Linked DNA regions of Homo sapiens: all the other regions are linked to region 4. A link is an interaction called in ENCODE POLR2A ChIA-PET data of the cell type or tissue named here. Cell type or tissue: HepG2. All regions are shown on one strand. Links, peaks and the distances in the headings refer to the core of each region. The heading gives the core; the rest is flanking DNA. Region 1 holds the start of RXRB (retinoid X receptor beta). Region 2 holds the start of RING1 (ring finger protein 1). Region 3 holds the start of CUTA (cutA divalent cation tolerance homolog). Region 4 overlaps BRD2 (bromodomain containing 2).

What was found. ChIA-PET counts read pairs that join two places held together with the same protein. Peaks named below come from ENCODE experiments on the same cell type or tissue, not always from the same donor. Only the 100,000 strongest peaks of a DNase experiment are listed, where the experiment ranks them.
Region 1: POLR2A ChIA-PET joins it to region 4 with 67 read pairs; 24 of 35 experiments call an interaction of 5 or more read pairs at or near these places.
Region 2: POLR2A ChIA-PET joins it to region 4 with 12 read pairs; 24 of 35 experiments call an interaction of 5 or more read pairs at or near these places.
Region 3: POLR2A ChIA-PET joins it to region 4 with 11 read pairs; 12 of 35 experiments call an interaction of 5 or more read pairs at or near these places.

The regions. Positions count from the first base shown.
Region 1 is chr6:33,195,655-33,203,154 of GRCh38, forward strand. RXRB (retinoid X receptor beta) reads right to left here and starts at 5,011. Exons shown (of 10, transcript NM_021976.5): 1 at 4,588-5,011; 2 at 3,515-3,762; 3 at 2,654-2,810; 4 at 2,108-2,287; 5 at 780-952; 6 at 253-382; 7 at 1-48. The coding sequence starts at 4,822. SLC39A7 (solute carrier family 39 member 7) reads left to right here and starts at 5,213. Exons shown (of 7, transcript NM_006979.3): 1 at 5,213-6,002; 2 at 6,091-6,259; 3 at 6,418-6,471; 4 at 6,609-6,773; 5 at 6,906-7,046; 6 at 7,256-7,452. The coding sequence starts at 5,592. It also overlaps the pseudogene RNY4P10. RefSeq lists a silencer at 2,003-2,203 and enhancers at 4,740-5,241, 5,242-5,743, 5,744-6,245. In HepG2, for the core only: a CTCF peak has its summit at 5,627; DNase peaks (open chromatin) are centred at 2,997, 4,477, 5,137 and 5,577; H3K4me3 peaks cover 4,296 bases; H3K27me3 peaks cover 368 bases.
Region 2 is chr6:33,205,425-33,210,424 of GRCh38, forward strand. It overlaps HSD17B8 (hydroxysteroid 17-beta dehydrogenase 8), which reads left to right. Exons shown (of 9, transcript NM_014234.5): 4 at 23-115; 5 at 216-301; 6 at 404-488; 7 at 710-752; 8 at 951-1,025; 9 at 1,214-1,407. The coding sequence ends at 1,230. It overlaps RING1 (ring finger protein 1), which reads left to right and starts at 3,076. Exons shown (of 7, transcript NM_002931.4): 1 at 3,076-3,220; 2 at 3,341-3,476; 3 at 4,202-4,362; 4 at 4,491-4,706. The coding sequence starts at 3,399. It overlaps MIR219A1 (microRNA 219a-1), which reads left to right and starts at 2,411; the gene lies at 2,411-2,520. RefSeq lists an enhancer at 1-824. In HepG2, for the core only: no CTCF peak of the experiment used is centred there; DNase peaks (open chromatin) are centred at 197 and 3,067; H3K4me3 peaks cover 1,878 bases.
Region 3 is chr6:33,415,223-33,422,575 of GRCh38, forward strand. PHF1 (PHD finger protein 1) reads left to right here. Exons shown (of 15, transcript NM_024165.3): 13 at 13-107; 14 at 368-448; 15 at 588-1,217. The coding sequence ends at 876. CUTA (cutA divalent cation tolerance homolog) reads right to left here and starts at 2,885. Exons shown (of 6, transcript NM_001014840.2): 1 at 2,737-2,885; 2 at 2,259-2,473; 3 at 2,029-2,088; 4 at 1,875-1,920; 5 at 1,698-1,747; 6 at 1,220-1,554. The coding sequence starts at 2,778. The coding sequence ends at 1,428. SYNGAP1 (synaptic Ras GTPase activating protein 1) reads left to right here and starts at 4,843. Exons shown (of 19, transcript NM_006772.3): 1 at 4,843-5,109. The coding sequence starts at 5,043. In HepG2, for the core only: a CTCF peak has its summit at 3,386; a DNase peak (open chromatin) is centred at 3,009; H3K4me3 peaks cover 2,457 bases.
Region 4 is chr6:32,969,555-32,974,554 of GRCh38, forward strand. BRD2 (bromodomain containing 2) reads left to right here. Exons shown (of 13, transcript NM_005104.4): 2 at 2,041-3,373; 3 at 4,908-5,000. The coding sequence starts at 3,345. Among named protein-coding and RNA genes, the nearest start is that of BRD2, 3.5 kb to the left of the region's middle. RefSeq lists enhancers at 1-1,154, 273-811, 2,623-3,231. In HepG2, for the core only: a CTCF peak has its summit at 637 (motif pointing right); DNase peaks (open chromatin) are centred at 367, 687, 1,297, 2,467 and 2 weaker places; H3K4me3 peaks cover 4,586 bases; H3K27me3 peaks cover 386 bases.

The sequences.
Region 1 (7,500 bases), core at 2,501-7,500, 230 kb after region 4:
CATCAATGGATCGGTGTGAGAAGGAGGCAATGAGGAGTTCATTCCAGCCTGGGTGGGGCAGCAAGGGTCAGGAGCCAGAAATCAGGCCAAGGGATTCAAAGCACATCAGTGGAAGAGAAGGAGAAAAGAGGTGGCGAGGTCAGCAAGTTTGGCTCCCTGGGTACGCAAGGTAAGGCCACTGGGGTCACTAAAGATCGGGAAGTCAAAGAGGGGTCAAATGTCAAGAAGTCAAAGGGATCCAAGGTCACTGACCTGCCCGCAGCAATATGACCTGATCATCCAGAGGCAAGGAGGAAAAGTGTGGGATCCTCTTCGCCCACTCAACAAGCGTGAATAGCTGTTTGTCAGCTGCCTGACAGATGTTAGTCACAGGGTCATTTGGCTGCAGGGGACGGGGGTAAGAGTTATGGAAGATTTTGAGATATGCTGGGAGCCCCCTTGTAAGAGGCTTTTGACACCCCCTCCTTACATATAGTCTTCCTGTGAGCCCCATCCAAACCAATCCCTGTAAGTGAGTCTTCTCTTCTGGCATTAGTGCAAACAATTATTTATTTGGGACATGCCTATGGTTCTGCCAGTGGGTTGTTTGGGGAGTGGAGACAGAAGGAGCTATCACATCCACCTCAGATGTTTGAAAGACCTTGTTTGGCAGCACCTCCAGTCCCAAGTAGTGTTAGGAAGGTTATGAGGGGAAAGGAGGGGGAGGGGATGTAGAACAGACCTAGACTGCCTCCCCCAACCCCCATCACGAAGGAGAGTGGATTGACCCCAACACTCACGCTGCTGCCGCTACCCCCGGTTCCCCCAGGACCCTCAACGCCCTGGTCACTCTTCTGTTCCACAGCAAGCTCTGCCTCCAGGATCCTGTCCACAGGCATCTCCTCGGGGGCTCCCCCAGCCCCCTCCCCATCCCCATCCTTGTCCTTTCCCCGCTGACGCTCCTCCTGTACCGCTGCAGGGGGAAGGGGGAGAGAAAAAATGGAAAGTCAGCAGCCAGCCATGAAGGGGTTCCACAAATATCCTTACGGCCTCATCAGGATCTCATGGCCCTTGGGAGATATTTATAGGAATTGGGGAAGTCACTAGAAAGGGTGGACTGGGGGCAGCCCTGAAGGAAGGGTTATAAAAGGGCAGGTAAGTCAGTCGGGAAGGGTGAGGTAGGTAAAAGAATTAGGGAGGAATTTAAATGGAGAGCCTACTACATGGTTAAAAAAAACATGCCAAGATTCAACCTGAGAAAGCTGATTGAAAAAAAAAATTTTTTTAAATAAAATATGCCAAGAAACATGCTAAGCACATTTTACCATTCACTCAATTATCATAATGATGCTGGAAGCATTTATTCTCATTTTTAAGATGAAGAACTCGGGGTTCAAAGAGATTAGTTTGCTTAAATTCATATAATACATGGCAGGTCATACAACTGACTCTAAGTGTGTCTGAGTGCAAATCTTGTGCTCTTCTGACTCAACAAATAGGCAGTGAAAGGAGCACTGGCCTAGGTCTTTGAAGATGTGGGTTCTGATCCCAAACCTGCCTGCCACTCCTTTGTTGCATGACCTTGGGAAAGCCAAGCCTCAGGCTCATCTTCTCTAAAGTGGGTGTTTTGACCAAGATATGCTCTAAAGTGTCTCTCAGAATCCTAGGAATCTGACTTAAGAAGATAAGATGGAGACACAGAAGAAGGAAGGGAAGCCCTGAGGTCTTCAGTAAAGTCTGTAAGCTTAAGAGTGCCCAGTCCCAGGAGTTAGAGGAAAGATCACAGATAACAGGAGACAGAGACCAGAGAAGGTCCATGGAATCAGAGGAGGAACCACTCAGGTTAGAAATGGGGAGACAGCCCATCATGGCTAAGGAAAAGTTATCCTATCCTAGGATCAGTCTAGGGAGGGGTCATATGTGCAGGCCACAGAGGCCTAACCATTAAGAAGGAAACTCAAGGGCCAGAACAGGGTAACAGGGAGGAGAGCTGCGAAGGGAGAGAGAAATCAAATATCGCCCTCTAGAGGAGAGAGAGCAGTCCACCCTTCCAGAGAGGTACACAGTCTGAGTGGGATAAGGGAGAAGGGCATGTGGTCTAAGACGCCTGGGCAGGGCGGGTCCTTACCCTCCCTCTTCATGCCAGTGGCCAGGCACTTCTGATAGCGGCAGTACTGACAGCGGTTCCGCTGGCGCTTGTCCACTGTGCAGTCTTTGTTGTCCCGGCAAGAGTATGTAAGGTCTTTGCGGATGGTGCGTTTGAAGAAGCCCTTGCAACCCTCACAGCTGTAAACCCCGTAGTGTTTGCCTACAGGGAAAGGGGAGGAGCAATAAGAAGGTTGCATGGAGACACCTTCACCATTTAGTCTGTTTCCAATCTCCCCCTAGCAAAACTTAAAGTCCTCCCTGTTTGCCAAATACAGAGATAGGGAACCAGGAGCTGAGTGATGATCCAGTCCCAGTCTCCTCACTGTTCAGAAACCCTACACGCTGCTTCCTTTTCCCTCTGACCTTCCCCCCAATCGCGTCCTACATCTCAGCTTCAGCTTCTTTACTCCCATCAGGCCTCCCCCAGGTCACTTGCTCTGACCAAACTCCATAAGCCCTGGGAATCCCACAGGTGATGATACATGGCCCAGACTCTCCCTCTCTGTTCATCCTCTGAGCCACATACCTGAGCTTCTGTCCCCGCAGATTGCACATAGCCGTTTGCCAGCCCCAGGGCCACCTGGAGGGGGTGGACAGTGCAGGCCCCGGACCCCTAAGACTGGTGGCTTCACATCTTCAGGGGGGCCAGACCCACCCCCAGGGAGTGACACTGTTGAGTTAATCTGGGATGGGGGAAATAGGGAAGTCACAGGAAGACTTATTGGGAAGCAGAATGTCACAGAAGTGATGGAAATCATTCCCTACCACTAAGCAAGGCCCTGCAATGCACATTCCAGAGGCTGTCATTTACACTGCAGTCTATGTGAAAGGCCATCCCTGGAGCACAACCCCAAAGTGAATAAACAGGCCCCCCCTGAAATTGTGCAACACAGTGACCCTGAAGGGCAGGTGTCTTGGGAAAGCAGATGGGATCAAAAGGGCAGAAAATCAGATAGATGAAAAGGACATCAAGAATATCAGAATTAGCCGGGCGTGGTGGTAGGCACCTGTAATCCCAGCTACTCAGGAGGCTGAGGCAGGAGAATTGCTTGAACCCAGGAGGCAGAGGTTGCAGTGAGCTGAGATTGTGCCACTGCACTCCAGCCTGGGCAACAGAGCAAGACTCCATCTCAAAAAAAAAAAAAAAAAAAAACACACACACACACACAAAAACAAAGAATATTAGAGTTCTTTTAGGGGAGGAAGCATGCACTGAAAGATCAGTCACCTCAGGAAAGGCAAGGGGTCTCATAAAGACCACAGGCCTGACAAGGTTAGAGGATTGGAAGGTCAATGGGCCATGGGGAAGTTCACACAAGGATCTGGGGTTACAAGGAAAACAAGAAAATGAAAGTGGCCAGGCAGTAAGTTGGTCACAACCTCTCACCTGGGGGCTGCTGACAGGCCCGGAGAATCCTGGGGGAGCTGGAGGGGGCAGACCAGGGGACCCCATGGAAGAACTGATGACTGGAAAGGGAGAGCCCAGTGGGGGTGGTGGCATCGGGGGTGGGGGTGGGGCCCCAGAGCCTCCAAGGGATGGAGCTGTTGAAGGGGGTAGGGGTGGCCCAGGAGGAGAAGGGGGAGGGACTCCCTGGGGAAGGGGATTTGGGGAGGAGCTGTCTGGGCTTCGGGAGTCTGAGGGAGGGGTATGTACAGGCACACAGACACACAAGAGACAGAAGAGACAAAAAAAGAAAATGAGTCTTCAAACATCCAACTAGAGACTTTAATTCTCTAATACCCCACCGTGCCGGACCCAGCCCACTCCACCCATCCCCAAGTTCAGAGACACCCTGCTGTCAAACAACAGTGTAACTCCGGCTGGTCCGATGGTAGTGGGTTATCAGAACTTATTAACATTTGTGTCACTAAAATTGGTATACAACCTCCCACTGCTATATTTGACTGGCTAAAAAAACCCAAAAACAGCGTAACTCCTCATTGTGGTGAGAGGAGGGAGTTGACAAGGAGAGGAGGATAGTTCAGGTGAGGAAAATTTTCCAACCAATCCATTTGAATGAATACCAGGTCATCCCAAAGCCACACCTGTCTCGTGGGTGGGGCAGCACGTGGGGTAGACCATCGAGCCCCTCTATTCCCAGCGTAAAGCCAGGTAGCCAGAGCGTGCAAGGGAAAGAGACAGGCAGGAGAGACCCCTCCTAAGACGCAGGATCTGCCTGTAAACGCCCAAAGTCCTGAGGTTTAAGAGGAATCGTGCCCTTCCCAGGCCCGCGACCTCCGGTGCCCAAGGCCTCAAGCGGTCACAGCTAGGAGGGCGGAAGCTCCCCTTCCCCGCCCCGCCCCGGGGGGGAGGGTGCTAAGGCCCTCGGGAGGGAGGGGACGCGTGTTTACAAACAAGGGGGCGGGAGCGCAAGGAAAAGAGCACCGGGGGAGGGTGTGGGGGAGGGGTCGCAGATAAAGCGGTCACTGGCTCGCCTGCCCTTCTGCTGGGGCACTCACCCCGCCCGCTGTCGCCCATCCCGTCCCGTCCAGCCTCCCCTGGCTCCGGCTCCGGGGTTTGTTGTTCTCCGCCTGCCACCGCCGCCGCCGCCGCCGCTGCGGGATCCAGCCAGGGCCGTCGCCGCCGCCACCGGGACGCGACCCCACAATGCATTTCTTTTCGCACCCCCACCGGCCCACACTGCCCTGCGGCATGCCGCTGAGGGAGGAAGGGCGGGCGAGCGGCCCAAGACATGATCCCTGGCTGAGAGTAGGGATACCGAAGAGGTCCCAGGGATTCCCAAGGATTGATCGGAGGATTAGCTGAGCACGAGGAAGCCCCTGAGAGAAAGACTCTGGCCTGGATTGGGTCGAATTAAGCCCGTCGCTCTGCTCAGTACCAAAATGACAGCGCCAATGTGGCAGCCATCTTTGTACAGACGGGAAGTCTCGGCGCGAGTTCCCGCCCCCTCGTCTAGTTGGAAACCGAGGAGGCGGTCTCCTCCGGCCTGTTAGCCCGCCTCGCCCACCCTCCCCTCAAATCACCTCCACACTCGCGCATGCGTGTCAGTGCAGGATGGATTCGTCGCTACCGGAGTGCCGCCATATTGGTAAAGGCATTAGGGCGAAGGTGGAACGGAACTTCCTGTTCTCGCGGGATCTAAAGGCGGGACTGCCACGTCCAAGCAAACCGGGAAAGGAGAGGATCCCGGAGCCGGTGAGAATTCTCTGTTTTTTCTCTACCATCCTTTCCAGGCCTTTTCCTCACCTAATGAGTCGTAGAGACGAGGGCCCAGAGAGTCTGTAAAGTGGCTGGTGAAAGATTAGTGTCCCAGGGCCCTACATCCGGGAGGTGGTTCGGGATAAAGAGAACTAGTCTTGGGAACAATGTAGGTGGGAACTTAAGGGAATGGGAGAGCGGCCCATAGAGGTGGACGGAGGGCGCGATTGGAGTAAAGCGGACCCTGTGTAGGTATAGAGTTGAGTCAAGTGGAGTCACTGCCTCTGTCCCTCTGGTCAGCGTGATGGCCAGAGGCCTGGGGGCCCCCCACTGGGTGGCCGTGGGACTGCTGACCTGGGCGACCTTGGGGCTTCTGGTGGCTGGACTCGGGGGTCATGACGACCTGCACGACGATCTGCAAGAGGACTTCCATGGCCACAGCCACAGGCACTCACATGAAGATTTCCACCATGGCCACAGCCATGCCCATGGCCATGGCCACACTCACGAGAGCATCTGGCATGGACATACCCACGATCACGACCATGGACATTCACATGAGGATTTACACCATGGCCATAGCCATGGCTACTCCCATGAGAGCCTCTACCACAGAGGACATGGACATGACCATGAGCATAGCCATGGAGGCTATGGGGAGTCTGGGGCTCCAGGCATCAAGCAGGACCTGGATGCTGTCACTCTCTGGGCTTATGTGAGTCTCCAGGGGATGGGAGAGAGAAGGGCTGGTTCTGGATTGTTGGGAAACTCCACAGTACTTGACCTTGACTCTCCCTCACCAGGCACTGGGGGCCACAGTGCTGATCTCAGCAGCTCCATTTTTTGTCCTCTTCCTTATCCCCGTGGAGTCGAACTCTCCCCGGCATCGCTCTCTACTTCAGATCTTGCTCAGTTTTGCTTCCGGTGGGCTCCTGGGAGATGCTTTCCTGCACCTCATTCCTCATGCTCTTGGTAAGTAACCTCTGACTTCTACCTCAAATCTAACCTATTTCGTTCTTTGGAGGAAAAGGGTTCTTTCTCCTTTATGATCCCTGACCTTTCGATATTCCCCCAAATACACACTCATTGTGTCAGATATTCCCTCATCTGGTTTTCCCCCCTTCTTCCAGAACCTCATTCTCACCACACTCTGGAGCAACCCGGACATGGACACTCCCACAGTGGTGAGGAAGAGACAGATGGGGATGGGAGTTGGGGTGCTGGGGAAGGTCCGTCTCTCCCTATTCCTCACCTCCCGCACTTGAGGAGGAGGAGTCTGGAATGCACATCTCCCTTAATGTCTCAATGCCTCCATTCCCAGGCCAGGGCCCCATTCTGTCTGTGGGACTGTGGGTTCTCAGTGGAATTGTTGCCTTTCTTGTCGTGGAGAAATTTGTGAGACATGTGAAAGGAGGACATGGTCACAGTCATGGACATGGACACGCTCACAGTCATACACGTGGAAGTCATGGACATGGAAGACAAGGTGAGCCCAGGAACAACTTTCCTGAAAGCTGACTTGCCTGCCTCAGAATCTCCTCATCTTATGGCCCTCAGGAGGGAGAGGACATGTTGGAAGATCTGTTCTCCACTCTGACCAACTCTTTTCTTCCCTCAGAGCGTTCTACCAAGGAGAAGCAGAGCTCAGAGGAAGAAGAAAAGGAAACAAGAGGGGTTCAGAAGAGGCGAGGAGGGAGCACAGTACCCAAAGATGGGCCAGTGAGACCTCAGAACGCTGAAGAAGAAAAAAGAGGCTTAGGTAAGGGCCAGAGTTGGTGATAAATTTGGGCAAGGGACATCATCACAAATCACATGGAATATGTGCTGTGGGTAATGGCAGGTATCTGAGAAACACTAAAGGACTGGGTGTAAAGTGGTCTCTGAGGGGAGGTGTGAGAATAGCTGACCAAGACTGGAACAAGTGGTGATGGAAGCCTCTGATCATTTTCTCTTCTTGTCCTGTACAAGACCTGCGTGTGTCGGGGTACCTGAATCTGGCTGCTGACTTGGCACACAACTTCACTGATGGTCTGGCCATTGGGGCTTCCTTTCGAGGGGGCCGGGGACTAGGGATCCTGACCACAATGACTGTCCTGCTACATGAAGTGCCCCACGAGGTCGGAGACTTTGCCATCTTGGTCCAGTCTGGCTGCAGCAAAAAGCAGGTTGGTGATGTCTGCCAAACACAGCTGCCTCAAACCCTTTATCTCTCC
Region 2 (5,000 bases), core at 1-5,000, 240 kb after region 4:
CCTTGTTACCCTTTCCCGCCAGGGCACCTTCCTAGTCACTCAGGCTGCAGCACAAGCCCTGGTGTCCAATGGTTGTCGTGGTTCCATCATCAACATCAGTAGCATCGTAGGAAAGGTCAGGTTGAGTTGGACGAGGTCAGCCAGCCAAGTGGTATAGAGAGGAGAACCCCTCCTTGAGACTCCTGACTCATTCCACATCTCTGACTCACCTATAGGTGGGGAACGTGGGGCAGACAAACTATGCAGCATCCAAGGCTGGAGTGATTGGGCTGACCCAGACCGCAGCCCGGGAGCTTGGACGGTTGGTCAGATGCTTGAGGGTGCTGGGGAGCACCTGGGGGGTCTGAGGGAGGTACCAGCATTCAGCCCTCTCCAGAATCGGCAGCCACTCTCCTTCCCACAGACATGGGATCCGCTGTAACTCTGTCCTCCCAGGGTTCATTGCAACACCCATGACACAGAAAGTGCCACAGAAAGTGGTGGACAAGGTAGGAGGCTGTGGGTGGAGGGCAGAATCATTCAGAGACTCAATCTCTCTGGGCTTCACAGAGAGAGAGAGAGAGAGAGAGAGAGAATACTGGGCACAGTTCCTGGCAAACATTAAATATTCAATGAATGTATGAGAAATGAAGACAAAAAAGGGTCACAGACTCAGTCTTCAAAAAAATCCATAAAAGAAGCTTTCACCCACATGAGTATTTCCTTACAGATTACTGAAATGATCCCGATGGGACACTTGGGGGACCCTGAGGGTGAGCACTGAATGTAGTGGGGTCCCTGGGAAGGGGGCCTGAATGAAGAGATCCCCAAAGTTTGGGGATTTTCTAGGGGACTGGTGGTTGGTGTCTGTGGAGAGGTTTGTGGGGAGGGATGTCTTTGGTGGGAGATTATGGCTGTTTTGGGTCTATGGGAGTGAGCAGAATTCTGCCCTCTCCCCACCATTCTCATAGATGTGGCAGATGTGGTCGCATTCTTGGCATCTGAAGATAGTGGATACATCACAGGGACCTCAGTGGAAGTCACTGGTATGAGGCCAGCATGGGGAGGGAGAGGGCAGAGAAGTAGAACCCAGACTATATGAGAAAGCAAGTAAGGGGAGTCTGGAGCCACTGGGAAGGGCAGAGGTTCCCAAGGCCAGGGACAGAAGTGGGTACCCCCTAGCCCATTTGTGTCTCCACCCATGCATCTGTCCAAATGTTTCTGCCCCTCCCAGGAGGTCTTTTCATGTAACTGCCTCAAGGACCCTGGACTCTGCTCACCCCCCCACCACTCTGCCTGGCCTCCTGCTGATGAGGACTCTAAGTTCCCAGGATACAAAAGGGGTGGCAGTGTATGGTTCAGGAATGCTGAATATGGGAAGCAGGGGTGCTTGTGACCCTAATAAATTCCAAGTCCTCTTCCCTGCCACCTCCGGCTCTTCTTGTGTCCAAGCCCTCAGACCCTTCCCCACCTCCCCCTCCTTTCCCTTTCCCGAAGGATTGTTCCCTTTCTCTGCCTGGTCTCCCAGGGCAACCCCCGCCGCCGGGTGTGAGAGGAAAGAGTATGTGTCACTGTGTATGCGTGACACTCCGGGTCTTTTTGAAGGGAGGGGTTCGTGCGTCACCCCTTTCCACTGGTTCTGCAGCACCAGTCCCCTCCCCCCAACTCCCTGGGTTCTTATGGTCCCCAAGGGTGATTTGTTCATGGCCCCATCTTGGTGTCCAGTCTGGCCTTGAAAGGGGGTCTTGGAACAGGTGGCCCTCCCCCACCCCTCTCCTTTCTCTGAGTCCCCCCCTCCCCTTTCTCTCCACCTTACAATAGCTGCAGCCGGCCTGGGGTCGGATGGGGGGGATTAGGGGAGGGGGCCAGGATTAGGGGAATGAACCAGCCGATGAAAGGGGCTGGAGAGAGCAGGAGGGAGGGGGCTGGGAAGAGGAGGAGGAAGGGGAGGGGGGTCTGCGCTAATCGACTCTGGCGCCCACATAAGGACTGGCCACGGACTGAAGGAGAGGACAGGGAAGTAGGGGGGAACTGGGGTGGGGGGCGAGGGCACCCACTGCTGCCTTGTCCCAGGGACAGGCCACCCCCTGGCAGCCGCAGCCCAAGTCCGGGAGCCTCAGCTCGGGCGGGGACAAGATGCCCATCAGGGTCTCTAACTGCCCCCCACCCCCTCGCCCTGTATCCCTCTCATTCCCTACACTCAATGGGGATCGCTCTGCCCCTTCCTCTTCTCTTTCCTCCCCATCCCCTTCGTTTACTCTAGAGTCCTCGAAGAGGCTTCTGCCCACTTCCCACTCCAGACATTCTGCCCCTGTGTACCCCACCCACACGCGCACCCCCCCTTCCCAATGGGAGCTCCATCTTGTGTATGTCCCTGTTTCCGCGTGGTGTCTCCATTCCCCCTTTCCTCCCGTGCGCCTCCCTCCCTTCCCCGCCCCGGGCCGCGGCTCCTGATTGTCCAAACGCAATTCTCGAGTCTATGGCTCCGGCCGAGAGTTGAGTCTGGACGTCCCGAGCCGCCGCCCCCAAACCTCGAGCGGGAGAGCGGGTCGGAGGGTCTAGGGAGAGCCAAAGCAGAGGGTGGAGGGAGTCCCCAGGGTGGTAAGGGGAATCCCGGGCACATCGGGACCTAGGTGTGTTCTCAGGACTAGAAGGCTAAAGCGGCAGATCTTTTGCAGCCTTTTCCCCCGGGATCCTGGAATGGGGGTTACGGAGAAGTGAGGGGGGTTGATCCCCAGAGTCGCCAGGGTACGCAGAGTGGGGGAGGTAGCCCTTTTCACGAGCCCTCTGTCCCCTCCTGGGGTCCCAGATATTCCAGGCCCCGGCCCCCCGGAGCTGAGGCCCCGCGTGGGGGCCTCTGGAAGGGAACCGAGGCTAAGGTTGTTGGCCGCGCGACGGTGCTGGGCCGGGGGCGGAGACCGTGGTTCCCTAAGTGGCGCAGAACTCCCGGGACGCAGGATCCTCACGCGGGACGAGCCCGTCCCGTGGGCGGGAGAACCGCGGCGTCCACGTCCCGTCCCACCCGCGCCGCGAATGGTGGGTGACGTCTCCGCCGGCGGGGGGAGCGGGTGTAGCGGAGGAGCAGGCGGAAGTGACGTAGGGCCCCAGCGCCCGGGCCATGGCGGCGGCGGTGGCGGGAGCTGCTGTCTGAGCAGCGGTTGCGGACCGAGCGAACTTGGCCCAGGAGCCCGGGCCTAGGGAGAGGCGCGGCGGCGGCGGGAGCGCGAACGGCTGGAGCTGGGTGAGGGGCAGTGCCGGCGCGGGGGCGGGAGCGGGGGCGGAGAGGGGCGCTTCTGGAGGGGCGGGGTCTACGCGAGGGGCGGCCCCCCTGACGCCCTCCTCCCCTTCCCCCCACCCCCAGCCTTCTTCGCCTTCTCCTCGGCTGTGGAGCCCTGGTGGGGGGTCTGCGCCCGGTCACCATGACGACGCCGGCGAATGCCCAGAATGCCAGCAAAACGTGGGAACTGAGTCTGTATGAGCTGCACCGGACCCCGCAGGTGACAGGCATTCTCCCTTTCAGGCTTACCCCCTCCCCCAAACCCTTATATCCACAGACCGCATCACACAGCTTCTTTTCCGTAATTTGCTCTATTCTGCCTTGCCTGGCCCTACCTTTGAATCACCTTAATCTTTCCAAAGCACTTTCGCATTTAGCTCATTTAATCCTCAAAACAGCCCTGCCAGAGAGGTGGAACAAGTATTATTATCTTCATTTGAAAGATCACAAACACAAAAATTACCTTCCCTGTTCCTCATTCAGTGTCATAAGTCAGTGCACATAAGACTCACTTTGGGAGTTTATTAAAAGCAGAGCTTCATGCCCCCCAACATTCTGATTCAGTAGTGAATTGGGTTCTCAGAATCTGAATTTTTAACAGGCACCCTATGGGGTTCTAATACAGGTAGCACCAGGACTTTAAAAAATTTTGTTGAATAGTTTTTCCCAACCACAGATTTGTGCCATCTTCACTCCTAGGCCACTTAGCCACCTCAGATCCTCCTATTCCAAAGCTCCTACTCTTAGTTAATGGACACTAAAGTCTGTCTTTTCTCCATTTGCTCCAAGTCATCAGTCCTTCTCTTTCTCAGAATTCTTGTCTCCTATAGAGACCAACATGGGTCTTCTCACTGTATTTCTCAAAATTCTTATTTTATGGGCTGCTGTTTCTAAAACCCCTTTCCCTCTAACCCACACCACCTTTCTACTCACTGATGCCTTCAGGAAGCCATAATGGATGGCACAGAGATTGCTGTTTCCCCTCGGTCACTGCATTCAGAACTCATGTGCCCTATCTGCCTGGACATGCTGAAGAATACGATGACCACCAAGGAGTGCCTCCACAGATTCTGCTCTGACTGCATTGTCACAGCCCTACGGAGCGGGTAATAGGAGAGACATGTTTGAGATGAGATGAAGGGGTACAAAGTTAGGGCCCTCTCACTGGTCTTGGTTCAGCCTAGGCTTCAGTTCCCTTGACTGACCACTCAGGGCTTCCCTTCTCCTACCCCAGGAACAAGGAGTGTCCTACCTGCCGAAAGAAGCTGGTGTCCAAGCGATCCCTACGGCCAGACCCCAACTTTGATGCCCTGATCTCTAAGATCTATCCTAGCCGGGAGGAATACGAGGCCCATCAAGACCGAGTGCTTATCCGCCTGAGCCGCCTGCACAACCAGCAGGCATTGAGCTCCAGCATTGAGGAGGGGCTACGCATGCAGGCCATGCACAGGTGTGAGGGTCAGGAGAGAAGCAGAACTGATGGGATGGGTCCGTGGGTCAGTCCTTGTTGCCTGCTAGCTTCTAAGCCTCAGCATCCTAGGAGCTGACCACAGACTGATCATTAGGGCTGGAAATCATGGGTGTAAATTGCAGTTTCTTAGTAAACAACTGGCCCTGCTCTTCTTAAGAAAAATATAGGGCTGGGCACAGTGACTCACATCTGTAATCCCAGCACTTTGGGAGGTGAGGATGGGAGGATCACTTGAGCCCAGGAGTTTGAGACCACCTTGAATAACATAGGGAA
Region 3 (7,353 bases), core at 226-5,225, 450 kb after region 4:
CCCCTCTTCTAGGCCTCAGTGTCTCCACCATCCCCCAGCCCTAACCAGAGTTACCAGGGCAGCAGCGGCTACAACTTCCGGCCCACAGATGCCCGCTGCCTGCCCAGGTCAGTGCTCCTCTGCCCCTCCCCCACAAAATATGCTCCCAATTATTCACATCTTCTGGACTTTATCACCCAGAATTCTTTTCCCTCTCCCCCTTGGCTACCCACTTCTTGGCCTAGACCGACTTCTAGAACTAGTGTCTGGTAGCCAGTATTCTGGGGAAGGGAGTCCCTTGGGGGTAGTGTTTGAGCTCTGCACTTCCCAGGGGGAGAAGGTCCTGTTCCCCTGCTTCAGGTCCTGACTTTCCCCACTCCAACCCCAGCAGCCCCATCCGGATGTTTGCTTCCTTCCACCCTTCTGCCAGCACCGCAGGGACCTCTGGGGACAGTGGACCCCCAGACAGGTGAGATTCTGTCTTCTATTACCAGTGATGCTCTTCTTCCCCTCTATGTGCTCAAGGCTCTTAGTCTCTAACACTGTTTCTCTGATTCACATGTGCTCTCCATTTCTGCCCATTTCTTACAATTGCCTTCTCTCCCTAGGTCACCCCTGGAACTTCACATTGGTTTCCCCACAGACATCCCTAAAAGTGCCCCCCACTCGATGACTGCCTCATCTTCCTCAGTTTCATCCCCATCCCCAGGTCTTCCTAGACGCTCAGCACCCCCTTCTCCCCTGTGCCGTAGTTTGTCTCCTGGGACTGGGGGAGGAGTCCGAGGTGGGGTTGGTTACCTGTCCCGAGGGGACCCTGTCCGGGTCCTTGCTCGGAGAGTACGGCCTGATGGCTCTGTGCAGTACCTGGTTGAGTGGGGAGGAGGGGGCATCTTCTGAACAGCCTGCCTCTGCCCAGCTCCCCATTCACACACACCGGCACTTTCATACCCTGACCTCTGACCTCACCTACAGCTGGGATGTACCTGGAGAGATAGGGGGTAGTTCTCCCTACTGCCCAGGCTGGAATCCAAGAGTGGGGAGTGGGGAAGAGGCCCTCTTCTCTACCCTCCTTCATGATTCCTGACCCCTCCCATCCTTCCCATTTCCTTTGATGTTATTTTGTTACAGCTTTTTAAATATTTTTTAAAATTATTTAACCCCTGGGGGCAGAGACTGAGGAGGGAGGATGATAAGGGATCCCGGACTCTGTATGATTGAAATAAAGAGAAATAAACAAATCTAGCAGCTCTGAGTCATTCTGAAAGATGTAGAGAATACAGGGACTAGAAGCACTTATATTCTCCCAACAAATTTGCATACATGACAAAAAACAGGCAAAAGGCAGAGAGACCCAAAGACGGGATTTATTGGGGGCCCAGTCATCACCTGGAAGTCAGAAGGCGTTGAAGTATCGCGGGGATCTTCATGATGAGCAGGAACAGGGCTCATCATGGCAGGACTGTGATAGAGTCAGAAACTGACTCTGTGACCTGGCGCACCCACTGCAGGTACGGAAAGTTCCCCTGTTCCACAGGCAATGCAATTACCTCGGCCACTTCGTAAGGGTGCACAGAACTACAAAATAGGTGGGTGGGGGAAGGGGATCACTCAAAGATTTACCCAAAAGAACCCACTCCCTTACACGCAAGCCCTAGACTGCCCAGCAAGTCACACCCACACAGTACACACCCTCACCCCATCCATCTCAAAGTTCTCACCGAACAAAATCTGTCAAAGCTGGGACCAAGGAACTTTGGGTTTTAATCATCTAAGGGACAAAGATAAACATGGTTGAATCAAGGAGTGGGATTGAGTTCAGTTTCTCAGAAGAGGGGTAAGGGCTAAAGGGGTCAGGGATTGGGGATATTTTGTTGGGTGGGGGAAATGTTTCTCACCATCAGCACCTCACTGTCTTCCTCGATCTTCCCTTTCCACTCATAGCTGAAAGGTCAGAGGGGGAGAGTTGTGGGGAGCAAAGAATTTCCCCCAGGAAAGAGGTTCCCAGTCAGCTCCTACAGTTAGGTTAACCCCCCAACTCCTATGACTCACATGGATGTAATCTGAGGGATGAGGTTGACGCAGGCTGCTAGGCGCTTCTCCACCACGGCCCTGGAGTGAAGAGACAGTCCCATTCAGAGTACCCCATAACCCCAGTTTTTGTACTGGCAGCCCAGAGACAGGCTTCCAGAGCTGGAGAAAGGAGAAAGCAGCACTCTTCTGCCCCACCCCCAACTGTCCCTTCATGATCATCCTTTCTCGCTGCACATCGAGGTCCCTACCTGGCGATCTCCTTGGCGACCTTCTCGTTGGGGCAAGTAACAAAGGCTGCAGAGACCGAGCCCGGAACGTAGCCAGAGCCGGAATCCGAGGCCGGCGAGGGCTGGGTCGGAGGGCTTCCAGAGGCCATGGTCAGCAAGACTCGGGGTAGCAACAAAAGGCGGGAGGCCACAGGCAGCAGCGCCGGCATCCAAACAAAAGACAGGAGCAGAGAGGCCTGAGAGCAGGAGGCGAATTCGATCTCTCCTCACAAACAGCCCAGGAAATTACACCCGGGGAAGCCTTCGCTTAGATCCTCAGGCTCTGCCCTCCCTCTGATGCACCCCCGAAGAATGCCCCTGAAGGTGAGAGAGAAACTTGGAAAATAAAGCAAAAGCTCATTTCACTCACACCTCAGGGGGCCAACCTCTGGGATTTAGGGTGCGGGTAGCGGTCGAGGCTTCGAGGACCGGAAGGGGCGGGGCGGGGCCGGTCACTCACCACTCCGCCGAGCAGGACCGCGGGAGCCCGCCCCCCACTCATGCGGCCTACGCTGGTACAGGAGAGTTGATCTCAAAGGCCACACGTCACACGGAGAAACAACCCCAGGAAGAGCGGCCTCTTCTTACCTGGGTGGCAGCCACGTGATTAGAAAACAGCGCGCACCATGTGACAGTAGAAGAAGGACCACCTGCGCCTCCAGAGCCAGCCAATCCCGACCCTATCATGGCGCGGTTTGCCCACCTCCTGATGAAGGAGGAGCCATGGGAGACTTGACCAATCGACTACCGCATCTGCAGACGTGCGCGGAAATGGCACGCCCGTTTCCGTGTGAACCCGAAACTGCCACTTGCTGGCTGAGGAGAGCCGCTGCGGCGTTCCACTGTCACGTGAGGGGGCCGGTCCTCTTCGGCGGCGGCACTCAGTGAGTGACGCCAAGTGGCCAATCACAGGCCAGCCTCGCAGGCCACGTGAGGCGAGAGCTGGTTCCAGGAAAGGGGGGCCAGAGACCCCGCAGAGTCGATGCGTCAGGCTGTGGAGTGGGGAATCATCCTTAAACCCCACAATGTGCCTAGTGACCTCCCCTGCACTGTTTCCGAGGTCTTAAGGAGTGGGAGGGTCTGAGAAGGACCCTTCACCCCAAACTCAGGGGTTAAGAGAGCGCCCCCTGCCCTTTTAGTTGGGCAGAGATATGCCTGGGTTTGGGAATGAACAACGGTGATCTAGAAGCCCGCTGTCCCTGGGTAGCAGGGAGTGATTAGGCAGGCACGGGCATGGCAAGACAATAGCTAGCTGAGGAAAGAAGCATTTTAAAACAGAGCGAGACCCTGTGGTAGAGGATGGTGAAAATGGGGCCTAGCCATCTTAATTGAAAACCCAAAGCTTGAGACAGACTACTGAATCAGAGGGAAGGAGAACGAGGGCTGCAGGATGGGGACAGTGGTGATGGTCCTTCTGTCCCCTCTTCCCTGCCTATTCCACTCCCCAGGATTGGTCCACCTCTCAGCCTCGGGTCTCCTTTCCCTAACCCATCCCCCAAGGAGCCAGGACCTGCCCTACATAACTTCCCTGGGGCCCAAGCACATCCTGTGACCCAAAAATGGAGAGAGGGGCCAATGAGAGGCAGAGAGGTGGGAGGAGGTGCAGAGAAAAAAGCTCTTGCCACTGCCCCCACCCAATATTTCCCCTCCCTTCAAGGTCTGAGGTCATTGGTCTGGTGGTGGGGATGCCTCGGAGTTTCCCAGGCTGACGTCAGGGTTATACCTCTCGGAGGTTCTAGGGCAGGGAAGTGGGGAGGGGAGGTTCCCTGAGATCTCTGTCTTTGAGTTTGGAGTTTGTCTCTGAGACAGATTTCGGAGGGGTCTTTCAGTATTTGTGTGGAGATCTTTCTTAGGATTGAGTTTCCTTTTATGCTTCTGGTTTGGGGGGTTTCTATGTTTCAGGGTCTGTGGTCGCACTCTGAGGTCTTTCGAAGTCTTCTTCATGAATTTTGGGTCTCTGAGTTGTCCATCTCCGGACCAGCTGAAGTCTCTATCTCCCCTTAAGTCAGGAGTGTCTCTGTCTCTAAGTTATCAGTCTCTGAGATCTGAGTCTGGGGTCTCTTTCTAGGTCTGAGTTCTCTAAGCTCTAATTCTACATCTGGCTCTTTCTGAATCTGGGCCTCATCTTTTTCTGAGTCTAGGTCTCAGGTCCTGGTCCCTGAAATCATCATCTCAGGGTCTGGAGTCTAAGATATCTGTAGGTATGGAGAACCCTTTTTAGACTGGATTTTCAGATTTTGATATTGAGCTTCTCTCTCTGGGGGATCTGGGGTCGTTTTTTCCTCAAATCAGGAGTCTCTTTTCCTCTAGATTTTGGCCCTGTGTCTCAAATTACCCCACAGTGGGGGGTGGTGAAGTATCTTTCTCTGTGGGTCTAGGGTCTCTCTGTCTCAGGGTCTGGGGTCTGCATCTTTAGGACCTCTGTCTCTCTCTGGTGTGTTTTTGAGTCAGGGGTCTCTCTCTCTCTCACAATCTGGGCCTCCCGGAGTAGGGGTGGGGGCTGCAGAGTCTCTCCCTCCTCCTCCTCCTCCTGCTCTCTTCGCTCTCGCTCGCTCCCCCGCCCCCCCTCTCTCTCGGCTGCCGCTGCTGCCGTTGGCTCTTATTCTCCTCCTCCTCCTCCTCTCTCCTCCTCTCTGCTTCTCTCTGCTCCTCTCTCCTCCTCTCTCCTCCTCCTCCTCCTCCACCTCCTCCTCCTTCTCCCCCTCTTTCTCCCCCTCTTTCTCTCTTCTTTCTCCCCCGTCCCCCCGCCCCCTCCCCCCAGGCCTGATGAGCAGGTCTCGAGCCTCCATCCATCGGGGGAGCATCCCCGCGATGTCCTATGCCCCCTTCAGAGGTACGTGGTGGGGGGAGGGGGAGGGCCATATGGGGGGCAACAGGGGGAGGGGCAGGGGGCGGGGGAGAGTCGGGGCCGAGGGAAGGGAGCGGCTGAAATGGAGGGAGAGGGGAGGACCGGGAAGGCAGGGGTGGGAGCAACCGGGAAGGAGGGATTGGAGGCCAGAGGGATAGGGGTAGATAAGGGATGGAGGGGCCAGGAAATGGGCCTTGAAAGGGGGCTGAAGGGAAAATGATGAAGGGGAAAGAAAGCGCCAGAAAGGGGTGGGAAGGTAGAAGGATTGGGTTGGGGAAAAAGCTGCAGAAATAATTTGGGGGTGGGAGCTGAGTGATGAGGAAAACATCAAGGAAATAGAGGGACAGAGTCTTGGGAGAGGGGCTAGGAAGGAGAAATGAAAACATAGGGGTGAAAAGAGAAGCCAAGAAGATGTGGGGGGATAATTTGGTGGGGGACTCAGAGTATGGTAAGGGGCGGAAAAAGAGAGGAGGATGGAGGGAGAGAAGGGGCCAGATGGAGAGAGAGGGAGGCAGTGGGGGGTGGGGGGATGGAGGGTCCAGATGGAGGGAAGAGAGAAGAGAGAGGGAACGGTGGGGGAGGGGAGACCAGGGCAGGGGGAGGGCCAAATTATGTGTGCTTGGGGGGGTGGCAGTACAAGTAAGATGAAATGATGGGAGTAGGGGACAGGTTAGGATCCTGCCCCAGACTCTGACCCTCTTAAAGGCTCTTGACCAGTAAAATGTAACCTCTGGGGTCTTAATGCTGTCTTCACTTCATCACTTTTACCCCCTTCCCCCACCCCTCCAATCCTTATTTCCATTCCCCCTCCCTCCTCTGCTGTCCATCACCTATATCTTTCCCCCCATATGGTGTCCGTTCCTTATATGAGTCCCCCTTCTGTCCTTCCCCTATATCAGTCCCCTCTCTGGTGTTCATTGCCTCTCTCTTATCTCTTTTCTATGTGGTCGCTCCCTTATATCTCTATCACTTCTTTACTAGTCCGTCTTGACCCCTTCTCATAGCCTCCGCATTAGGTCTGCCTCCTTTGCTCTGACACATGTCCAGTCGAGCCCTTCAGGTGTATTCCCTTGCCCCTGGGCATTTACCATCATTTCTGCCTCCTTTTCTATCTACTCCTATTATTTGTCTCCCAGACCATTCCTTGTCACCACAAGTCTGTGCCTACCCACTTTCCCTTAATACCTCAACTCTTATTATCATTTCTCTTTTCTTGTCTCCTCTACTTATTGGGGTGTTGGAGATTTGGGGTACAAAGACACAGGTTTTGATGATTAGAACAAGGGATCCCCATCTCAGCCCTTGAGGGATTTCTCATCCTAGTAAAAATTTCCCGTTTCTCAGCCATGTTGCTCTGCCTCTTGCATCTGCCTCCCAGAATCATTCTTCACCAAGTCCAGACAGTATGTGTGTGTGTGTTTCTAGAGTTGTTCCTAAGTTCCCTGCTGCCAGGAGAAAGATGCCCTCTGAAGTCTAACCCGCCTCCCTTGGCTGCAGCCTGAACCAGCCCTTTCCCCAAATGCTTATGTGTATCAACAGATTTCTCCTCTGGGTATACCAAGTGTCTAAGTGCGGTGGGCATGTTGCCTGCAATGTCTGTAGTTTCAGAGGCTAGGTATTGGTGATCTCTGTATCTAGAGAACATTAGTTAGTCTCTGAGATGGGTTGAGATAGAGTTTCAAAGTATGTGGTTTCTAAATGGTGGACATTCTGAGGGTTCATCGCTCACTGTGATCTGGAGGTTGGGTAAATTTGAGAGACATATTTATAGACAGAAAAGGGCTGAATTTGCAAAACTCTGCTACTCAGTGCATTCTGTTGGAATGAAGCTCAAAGACCAGTTCTCCTGCAGTATACTCATGGTTATCCCATAAAGGTGACAGAGTTTGATCTTTTTTCCATCTAAAATCTGATACCTTAAGCCTAATTTCTAGCTCTTTGCTGTCGCCAATGTGACATCTCTCTTACTTCAATAGGGCCTGTGTGGCATTGGGGTTTAAAGGAGAGGCAGTTTGCAGGGAGAGCGGCATGGCAAGAACAACAGAGCTGGGGAAGGAGGACCCTGGTCTCATCTCAGCCATAGGCGACACTTGGTCTACTGTTCTCTCTTCTCAAAGTTTTGTTCCCATCTCCAGCTCTTGTCTTTGGAGGCCCCTCTGTGTCACCAGGCCTGGATATTCCATTCTTTCCCCCTGACATCTTTCTTCCTCAAGCTCCTCACTGTGCCTT
Region 4 (5,000 bases), core at 1-5,000:
TAGGGGAGCTCCAGTCGTCACACCGCAGGCTGGAGGTTACGCTTCGAGTCGCTTACCGAATTTGTGTGCATTCACGTGGACACGGCCTGTGGGGCCTTTTGCCCCTGTAGGGTCTTTACTGAGCACGTGTCTACTCCAGGCTGGGGTGCTTACAAGCTGAAAGCTTGAGGTCTGCTTAGGAACAGAAACCAGGCCCAAGGTGGGTGCTGGCAGTAGGGGGTCTAGACAGCATGGTCTGAGATGCGAGGGAGGCTCGGGACCTGGAATGATTTCACAGCTCCCAAGGTTTCGGGTTTCTCCAGGGTGGCCTCTTCCATCGCCTCCCTCATCCCCTCCCCCAGTCCTGAACAGTTCTCTCCTTGTGTACTGCGGGGGAGGGAACGGAAAGGAGGAAAGAGTTACTTTCCCAAATTACTGAGTAGCAGTAGCCTCCCTGGTGACTCATGTGGGGGAAGGGAGGATAGAGGATCGGGAGGCAGTGATTTTCCGGAATGCAGGGAATAAACGAGAGCAATGTCTGGCTGCCCTTTTCCTAAGGCCTAGTATTTTCTCAGCCTCCTAAGTTTTTATTCCATGGCCGGCCCCCTGATGGGCCTCTGTCCTGGCCTGCAGAGCCCCGGTGGAGAAAAGCAGATTTGGGAGGTTGGGCCGCTAGGGGGAGGGGAAAAGGCCTCTGCAAAGTTGCTGTGTCATTGCCCTCCATGCTGCAGCCACCCAAACGGGGCCGCTTGTACTTTTGGGGGCCAGGGCCTGATCCCTGGCTGGGGGAAGGGGACTCTGCTCTCCTGACGCTCATTTTCCCCCGCCCTCCCGGGGTTTGCCCTACTCGGGGGGTCAGAAGACAGGAGATTGGCGGCCATTTTAGACGCAGTAACCGAGGTTGGAGTTGAAGGGCTACTGCAGAGGAGGGAGGGTGGCGTGGTTGCAGCTCAAGGACCTAGGCCCTTACGAGCCCTTCCGGGGCGAGGGGGAATCTTACCGTATATTTGTTCACCTACGTTGATTATTTTTCCCAGATACGTACACAAGTTTGTTTTCTCCCTGGTAGCGAAGAAAGGGGAAACGGGGGAGGGGACGCCCCACCAAAGCCCAGGTTTTCTCGGGTGGGGGAGATCCTTTCACTCTCTTGTAAGGGGGCGGGGACGGCCCCAGAGATGCTCTGGAGATCCTGACTCTGGGCTCTGGTTGATTCACAGAGTCTGCACCCTTATTTAGATAACCAAGTTAGGAGGAAGACTTAAGAGTAAGTTGGGGGGAGGGGGCGAAACTGAGCTCCCAAAATGGCTCCTGCCCCTCCTCGGAGGCGGACGGCCGGGGGGAGGGGAGGAGGGGAGGAGGGGGAGGGCTAGTCTGAGCCGCAGCCGCCGCCTCCTCCGCTCGCCCTCCTCCCTGGCGCTGACCGATGGACCAGCCGCTCCGTGGGGAGGACTCCGGACCCTGGTGGGGGGGCGGGGGGGTTCTTTCGCCCCCGTGGCGGAGGGCCCCTGAGAGGCGGATACGGGTGTGCCTTTGGGGGTGATGTGGCGTGTGGGGGGAAAGGTCCGAGCTCGCCTGGAGGGGGAGGGTTTTTCCCTTAAGTCATCCCTCCCAGGACTTGCTTTTTCTGCTCTGAGCCGGACGCCGGAATGGAGTTTGAGGAAGAGGTGAGGTGTGTTGCATTGTATAGGGTAGATGGATGCGTTTGGAGATTTTAATCCCACTTTTAGGGTTGCCGAGGATTTTTCGAACGAGCAGAAATGTATTGGTAACTGTAGGTGTGAGTGGGGAGGGATTAGAAAGGTGCTTGGACGTGCAAATTTGGGAGACGTATTTTAGCTTTTGTGGTCTTTGGGACTAAACAGTAGTAAATAATGTTTTGCTCGTCTTTCCATCGTTTGGCTTGAGGGAGGGAGTGGAGTATTATAAGACTCTGGCAACACTGTTTTAGACTGTGGGGCATGGGAACGTTAGATCCCCTCATCGCCGTTCTGAAGCCCGTAGCTGTTCGCCATAGAGGAGCAGGCCGCGGCTTCTAAGATGGCGTCTTTTTCCTCGTTTCAGATTCTTCGCTGCTGCTGCCTTACCGCCGAGAACCACCACCCGCCAGGCGTCTTGCGGCCACACCCCTGGCGGGTTCAGGCAGGCTACGCCCACGCGACCCCTCCCGTTTCCCTGCTTTGGCCAATGGAGGAGCTACGAATGGCACGACCTGCTCGAGCTTGGCAGTCTCCAGTTGGGCTGTGCATGGAAGCTTGGGAAGACTTTGTTGGAAGGGGAGGCGGGGAGAGAGTGCTGGAGGCTCTGGGGCGATGGCTTCCGCACCTCTTCCAACCACCCTCTTTCCCTGGAGTCGGCGGACCACAGCTCAGCCAATTGGCTTGGAGATGTGGCGGGTTGCCACTTCCCTGTGGGTCTCTGCGGCACTCTTCTGCCTGGTGACTGACACCTTGGAAATGAAGTTTATGACGTCATCGTTGCGGCTGGCCAATAGAAAAAGCTCCCGCGGAGAGGTGTTCCTTCCCCTTCGACTCAGCTTCTTCACCCGCGTGAGCGAGCGCGCGCGCGCGGAGGGGGTGGGGAAAAGCTCAAGCAGGGTGGCGCGCATGAGCGGCGAAGCTCCTCCTCCCCGCCTATATATAAAGGGCTGGCGCGGGGCTCGGCGGCGCCATTTCGTGCTGGAGTGGAGCAGCCTCTAGAACGAGCTGGAGGATTCTGCCTACCGATACAGAGCCTTCGAGTCGTCCGGGGCCGCCATTACAATCCACCTCCATCCGCTTGGAAATGGCCTTCGTCCCGGCCTATGACTGGTCCCAGCGGGCAGTACAGACCCCCTAGAAGCCCCTGGAGCTCCCCTTTTTCGGGCCCCGCCCAATCCTCGGAGTCTGTCCACCCCCTCTACTCCGCCCTCAAGAGGATTTCAAAGATGGAGGCGGCGGCTCCCTAAACCACTTTTCGTGTTCATCCGCCTCCATCCGAGATCGAAACGGGACCTCGTCGGCCCCGTAGGGGCCCGACAAGAAGAGGGAATCCCTGCAGACCAACAGCGGGCTATATTGACGACGGTGTCTGAGATCGGGGACCGTCTTTTGAAGAGTCAGTCCCTCCTTAGTTGCCCGCCTCAGCTGAGGCCGCCGCCATTTTCTTGCTGTCCGCCGTCTGCAGAGCGCGCCAAGCTGCCCGGAGCTCTCCGAGAGGCCCCAAAGAGACTGCTTTCGTGCCGGCCAGGCAGGGGGTTTGTCGCCTGGAGGCCCAAGAGGAACGGCCTCCCCCCAACTTAGCGGGTTATGCTGGACCGGGCGGTGAGGGGAACCGAGGCCACCCGGACTTTCCGCGGCTGAGGGCAGCGCCGGTTCCTTGCGGTCAAGATGCTGCAAAACGTGACTCCCCACAATAAGTACGTTTCCGCGAGCCGCGTGTGGGAAGGGGATGTTGCAGGGCGGCGGCACAGGGGTGTGGGGCGCCGTGTTGGGAGTACTGAGCGGCCCCGGCGCGCTGCTGTTGCGGCGCAGCTGTCGACTCGGTCGCGCGGAGGGAATTGAGCGACGGTTTTGGAACGGTGGTGGCGGCTCGGCTACTGCTCGTGGAGGGGAATACAGGTTGTCAATTTATACGCTATTAATGCCGCCGTGGCCCAGTCTTAACCGAGTCAGGCAGAGCTAGTTTGACGGTGGAGTGGAGTGAGGTTGAACAGCAGGTTTGGCGTTTGGTGGGTCTGGTATCTAGCGGCGGTCTGTTAGCCTTTTAGGGGGGATTCACGGACACCTCTAGCGCCCTGTAGGGTTGCCATGGTGACGGAGCGCTTAAGGGACTGGCAACGGGGATTCCCAGAGAAGGGTAAAGGGATCACTCTCCCGTGTGTGCAGGTTCCTAATGCCCAGGGTATGTCATTAAATCTTTTGCTTTCTTTGGGTGGGTGGGTTGTGTGTGGTGTTTGTTGGTGCAGGGATTGTTTTTTCCTAACATTAAAAGTTTGATTCAGGGCAGGAGGGTAGAGCTAAGGTTCCTAGTTCAGCTCTGCGATGTAAACAATGAGATTCCCATATGATGTTTTAATTCTTAGGTGGTAGGAAAGACTGATCGGAGGAGCACCAGAGGGACTGTAAATGAACCACTGTTAGCGTTTGGTGTCCGGAGTTGGTGCTACAGGGGGAACTGGTAGTGGAATCGTGTTGTGTAGTGGGTGGGTGGAAGGGGGCTATCACTTGGTGACCTTGACTGTTTTGTACGGCTTTTTGACTTCCTTGGAGTGAGGAGACTCTGATTTGGTGCGAATAATTTTGAGGGCCTGGAAGTTACGGGCTGTGAAGTCTGACAAATTCTTCCTTGTCTGAATTTGTTTTTAAGTTGATATGGTTCTTCCTCTGGGTTTCTAGTCTATGTTCTGTTGTGGCGTGAACTACCCAGACCTTGTGGAAGATGGTGCTCTCTCTTCTATCTAGGTGGATTATTCTGTGTCTTATCAGCATTTTATGGAATTTTTTATAGCCATAATTTGTTCTTTTCCTCCTTACCGGCGCTCAACCACCATGGCAACCACCAAACCCCTAGTGAGGAGGAAGCTTGGGGTTTGAGTTTCTTAACTCCACCCATTTTGCTTAAGCCCCATCCCCATAGGGCTGTAGTTCTGAGATGTCGTGCCTTGTCAGAAACAATTTGGGAGTTTTTTAAAATATGAAAAAGAACAGATAGAGCCTATCAGACTTAAGAAGGTGGGATCTAGATAGTATACTAAAAATATTAATAAAAGGAAGGCGGGGCCAGCAATAAAAGCTCCACAGATTGTTTGGATATTGTTTCTGCTTAAGAAGCACTTGGCATAAGCTTAACCACCTCACTAGGGCCAGCACCTGGATTCATCAGACTATTGTGCAGATGCACTTTTTCCTCATTTGGACGATATTGCCCTAATTTTGTTCCCATCTTTACAGGCTCCCTGGGGAAGGGAATGCAGGGTTGCTGGGGCTGGGCCCAGAAGCAGCAGCACCAGGGAAGAGGATTCGAAAACCCTCTCTCTTGTATGA